Regions from separate parts of the Homo sapiens genome. Here region 1 is linked to region 2. Evidence: read pairs that join two places in POLR2A ChIA-PET (ENCODE). Cell type or tissue: MCF 10A. All regions are shown on one strand. Each heading gives the region's core, and the rest is flanking DNA. Links, peaks and the distances in the headings are about the cores only.

The links. ChIA-PET counts read pairs that join two places held together with the same protein. Peaks named below come from ENCODE experiments on the same cell type or tissue, not always from the same donor. Only the 100,000 strongest peaks of a DNase experiment are listed, where the experiment ranks them.
Region 1: POLR2A ChIA-PET joins it to region 2 with 6 read pairs; 4 of 35 experiments call an interaction of 5 or more read pairs at or near these places.

Annotation. Positions count from the first base shown.
Region 1 is chr14:60,223,897-60,226,821 of GRCh38, reverse strand. No RefSeq gene overlaps it. Among named protein-coding and RNA genes, the nearest start is that of PPM1A, 24 kb to the left of the region's middle. In MCF 10A, for the core only: no CTCF peak of the experiment used is centred there; no DNase peak of the experiment used is centred there.
Region 2 is chr14:60,150,542-60,153,466 of GRCh38, reverse strand. DHRS7 (dehydrogenase/reductase 7) reads left to right here. Exons shown (of 7, transcript NM_016029.4): 4 at 289-528. Among named protein-coding and RNA genes, the nearest start is that of DHRS7, 13 kb to the left of the region's middle. In MCF 10A, for the core only: no CTCF peak of the experiment used is centred there; a DNase peak (open chromatin) is centred at 1,536.

The DNA of each region.
Region 1 (2,925 bases), core at 274-2,773, 73 kb before region 2:
GGGCCCAAGAGGTCGTCTGGAGTAGACTCTTGTCTTTCTATTTAGCACCTGTAGTAGACAGCCTTCTAAGATGGCCACAACCATCCTCATCTCCTGGTATTCACATCTTTGTGTAATTCCCCTCCCCACTGAGTGTGTGCTGGACCTAGTGACTCTTTTCTAACAGATAGAATATTGTGAACTTGATGGTACATTACTTCCAAGATTAGGTTACAAAAGATTGTGGTTTCTGTGTTGCTGAAACTCTCTACCCTCTAGCTTGTTTGCACTGATGAAACAAGCCAGCATGGTGTGAACTGTCCTATGGAGAGGTCCATTTGGCAAGAACTAAGGGTTGCTTCTGGCTAACAGCCAATGAGGAACTGAGGCCCTTGGTGCAACAACATGGGAGAAACGGAAGCCTGCCAACAACCACCTGAATGAGCTTGGAAATGGACCCATCCCCAGTCGAGCTTTGAGATGACTGCAAGCCATGGCCAACACCTTGACTGTAGTTTCATGAGAGCTCTGGAGGCAGAGGAGCAAGCTAATCCACACCCAGATTCCTGACCCATAGAAACTGTGATGTAAGACATGTTTGCTTGGCAATATTATAATATACTGATGCTTGAAAATTTTTTTGCAACACAGTTCTTCCTACCCCCAAAATATATAGGTAAAAATAAGTTTCATCATAATATATTTTAGAAAATTTAACAGCATCCTTTGAAATAGTTAGAAAATTCCTGCAGCATTCGAAACTCAGGTTCTGTAATTCTGAAAACAAAAATGGACTAAAAGATTCTGCTCTCTTTTTTTCCAAAGACATCCAAATACTAGTAAGTTTATTCTAAAATCATTACTTTAAAAATGCTAGTTCTTAACTGAAAATTAGAAAAGTAGAGAGGATGGGCCTATAAATGACCAAAGGTCCAAGAGTCCAGAATTGCAAAAAGGATGTAAACCTCAAAACAACAATAATCCTTCTTTAACTCAGAAAAAAAATAAAAAATTTAAAAAGCAACTTTCTTGTACCATGGTAAACAGAATAATGATCCTGCTCAAATGTTCGCATTCTAATCCCTGGATCCAGTAAATATGTTACCTTATATGGCAAAAGGAACTTTGTACATGTCATTAAGTTAAGGATATTGAGACACGAAGATTATAATGGATTGTCTGAGTGGGCCCAATATAATCACAAGTGTCCTTATAAGAGGAAGGCAGGAGGATCAGAGTCAGAGAAGGAGGCATAATGATGGAAGCAGAGGTCAGAGAAATTTAGGGGTTGTGGGGTAGGTCAGAAGCCAAGGAGTGCAGGAGTCCTCTAGCAGCTGGAAAAAGCAAAGAAGTCGATTCCTCCTTAAAGCCTCAAAGGAACAGGGTGCTGCAGACAGATATTACTGCTTCCGTCCTCTGGAACTGTAAGATAATAAATTTTTGTTGTTTTAAGCCACTAAATTTGTGGTAATTTGTGACAGCAGCAATAGGAAACGAATCCATATACTTTACTTCTCTAGGGTCTTGGTTTGCTGTTTATTGCAATCAGGTGATATTTTCAAATGTAATTAAATAATGTTATTTTTATTCTAGAAAACCAGCTGATCATGAAAATCACTTGAAAAGCTTTCCAAAAATACATTTTCCTGAGCTTCATTCCTAGATATTCTACGTTGAGAATTATTGCTCCAGAGTAAGCACCGATTGAAGGGAGAGCCCACTCTGAAAAGATGGACCATTAAAGCACAAATGGCAACTTTTAGCTCATTTCTGATTAAGGTATAATTTTAATTAGATCTTTATAATCAGATTGATTTTTTTTAAATCTAGGATTTGGACTTCTCCAGCGCTCATGAATTTCCATTTTGAGGACCTTTCTCTGCTCAATAAAGTTGGATGAAAGAAAGGGTCATAGAGGGCAGCTGATTGCAATGGTAAAACTTCCGTGGAACTGTGAGTAGGCACTGACATCACCAGTGCCACACTGAGTAGGGGATTGTATTAGCTTCCTGGAGCAGCTATAACAAAGTACTGCAAACTAGGTGACATAAACAACAAAAATTTGTGTGTCACAGTTCTGGAGGCCTCATTTTAACCTAACTAATTACATTTGCAAAGACCTTATTTCCAAATAAGGTCACATTCTGAGGTGGGAATTAGGGCTTTAACAAATAAATTTTGGGGGGCACAATTTAACCTACAATGTGGATCCAATTTGACCTGGAGACTAAAAGCAAGGCTTGTCAAGGGCATGGGCAGGGTAATAATAATAGCAGTTATCTTTTATTCTTGTAGGGACTGTCCAAGGTAGGTGTTTTTATCCCCACCTGACAGATGAGGAAATGGAAGTTGAGAGGGGCTAAGCGATTTCTCCAAGTTCGCACAATTAAGAAGTGGTAGAGCTGAGTGCACACCCAGGTTTGTCTGGCTCCAAAGCCCAAGCTTTCAACCACTTTGCTCTGCCACCTCCAGGAATAGTCAAAAGAACAGAAGACCTGGTTTCTAGGCCCAGTTCATCCACATAATAAACATTAGACATTCAACAAATCATTTAGGTTCTCTAGGGCTTAATTTTCTCTCCAGTAAAATGAGCCTAATAATAATATATGAGCAAGTACAAGTACTTCATAAACCACAAAGTGCCCTGGCACCGTAAGGAATATTATTAAGAGCAACATCAGCATAAAGCAAAGACAATTAATATACACAGTGGAGAATGACAATATATTTGTGCTTCCCAGGTTTTTAGGAGTTTGTGTCCCTCCACCCTCCTCTCGTCAGTCCACACACCTATCTTCTGATCTTTCCCCCAGTTCAAAAATCCTGCCCTGGGTGGACACATGACTTTTGGGTTACCTTTTAATTTTTTAAAAATTCAGTTTCCTAAGTTAAAACCGTTGTTTTATTGAGACACTTCTTTGGGTTGTTGTGAAAAAGGTACAGCAA
Region 2 (2,925 bases), core at 135-2,634:
CCTCAGCCTCCCAAAGTGCAGGGATTACAGGCTACTGTGCCCAGCTGGCTGCTTTTATTTATTTTAATGACAATTATTAACTTTCACAAAAAGTCACCTAAAACGGGAATTTAATTCCACAGGTAAATTCAGGGCTTTATTTTATCTTTTTAATTGCTGACTTCTGGAAATATACCATTGTTCCATTGATTCTTTAAGTTAACAAAATAACCAACCATCCATAGGAATTCCATCAATCTATCCACAAGACATCCCCCAAACACCCCTTTTCTGATTTTATTTAACTAGATCGACATTCTGGTCAACAATGGTGGAATGTCCCAGCGTTCTCTGTGCATGGATACCAGCTTGGATGTCTACAGAAAGCTAATAGAGCTTAACTACTTAGGGACGGTGTCCTTGACAAAATGTGTTCTGCCTCACATGATCGAGAGGAAGCAAGGAAAGATTGTTACTGTGAATAGCATCCTGGGTATCATATCTGTACCTCTTTCCATTGGATACTGTGCTAGCAAGCATGCTCTCCGGGTAAGGCTGCTCAAACTCAACTCTGATAGAACTGACTTAAATGTGTATATGGGGGATATGGCCATCACTGTGTGAGGTCCTTGGAACTGGAAGTGATGTGGGGAGACAGAGAGACCCAAGGAGACTTTTGGTAGAGGACACCCCCAGTAGATGCTAAAAAAGACTTGATCCACACATGCCTCTAACTTGTTGAACAAATAAATATGTATCAAGCACTGCATTGTGCCATGTACTACAACAGACCCTGGGGATATAAAGATAATAAGATGTGGTCTCTGCCCTCAAAAAGTGTATCATCTATTTAACATGTTACTCTTCACCTTATCCTTATTCCTACTAAATCTTCATGGAAAATTGGGGGTCCACTTCTCCTTTCTTCTACATACACTTCAGGATGTACTTTTTCCTCCCCATTTCTGTGACTTCTTTTCCTTGCCCCTTGTAGTTGGTGTTTATTTTGCCTGGTCTAATTATATATGCATGTCAGAAATAGGTACTTCCCACAGGATGATTAGTCCTGGTCTCATATCCTTACTGGGAAAAATCTTGACTGTATTCTCTCTGGTTTCATTGGAAGAAGAAAATCTAGTCAAGGCAGAGGCAAGGAGAGAAGCTTGATTTGGACTGCATAACTTACGATGTATAAATATTAGAAATGGATGAATTTTTAATGGTGGCTTAAGACTGGATATAAAGAAATTATAAGGCCAATAGGAAAAGAATGATTAAGGAAGACACAAAATTTATATTTAAAGCTGTTGAAGTCAGTTTAAGTAGAATGTTTCACTGTTGGAATCATGAGATGCAATAGCTACATGGTCATCATGGTTTCATGAAAATTTGAAGCTTTGGTTCTTTAGGACATCTTTTTTCTGCTGCAAAGTGCAGACAATTGCAGACAGTGATGAAGCGGAATGCTATACTGATGATTTCCTCATATTTAGTAACAGGCATCAGTCACTTCCTGTGGAGCAGTTGGGCAAGCCTCAGGCAGGCAGATGAGGGAGGGCGGCCACCCATCTGTTTGGCACCACGTGTCTCATAAGATATGCTGGATGCTTTCAGTAAACACAGATGAGCTGTCTGGCCTGCCCTCCAAGACTCATTATTTTATTACTGGATTTGATCCTATGATAAAATGTGGCAGGTTGAGACTGTAGTTACCAGGAAGCTCTTTTTGAAGAGCACATTTCCTTCTCAGATTCTCAGTAAACTACAGAATTAACTTGTTTATCATTGAAAAGTTTACACACAATACTAGATGTGATTTCAAACAAGGAGAGGTTTTAGTGTTTGATATATTGGCTTGCTTGGTGTCCTCTCTCCTCTTTTGCTACAGAGAGGCAGAAGGTTAAAGTTATGGGAGTTTTCCATTCAATTAGCAAGCTTTTTTTTTTTTTTTGGGTTCATCTCTGAGTCTGGCACTGTATTGGTCTCTGATCATAAACCCTCATAGCCCCTCTGTTTGTTGGGGTCAGCATTTCAGAGCTGATAACTGTTTAACATTTTTGGATCATATACAATGTACTGTGGGTTAGCTGTTTAGGCTTTTCAATAGATAACCCAGCCTTATAACAATGTAGTCTTGGAACATTTCCTAATTTAGGAAGAGATGAGAGGCAGTAGATTTCTGTTTACTCCCCATTGGTTTAGAAATGGTCAGTATCTTTTTAAGTCTAGAAGGTCTAGTCTGTTTTACACAAGTCATTCAGTAGGCAATCATATTACATTTTTAATTAGCCACATACCCTCTTATTACCCAAAAAGATAAATGTTTGCTAAAATGAATTAATACTGTTAAAATAGAAATATAAATGGAAAAAGTTGAATTCATTCTTTCTGATACTTTCTGTGAAGTACTAATCCCATCTTCCTCACCTTTGCCCCAAAAATTTGCACTTTAGACTACTTTGGGGAATAAATAGAAACCTGACCTCAGTGATTCTCAGTGGAGGACATATACCCCTTTTGGAGTGGGGAGAGGAGGACTGGTATGAAGAGCATATATCAGAATCTATAGGGATAGTTCTTTTTACCTATCCAGTGCATGCCTACCATAAAAATCATTGATGGGAAGACCCCTCACTATCAAAGGGGGTGAACCATTTATACCTGGAAAGAGCTGAGAATGTCTGTTCTAGATTGCCTCCAGTCTACTGTTAAAAGTGCCTTATACACTATTCACAATAGCAAAGACTTGGAACCAACTCAAATGTCCATCAATGATGGACTGGATTAAGAAAATGTGGCACATATACACCATGGAATACTATGCATCCATAAAAAAGGATGAGTTCATGTCCTTTGTAGGGGCATGGATGAACCTAGAAACCATCATTCTCAGCAAACTATTGCAAGGACAAAAAACCAAACACTGCATGTTCTCACTCATAGGTG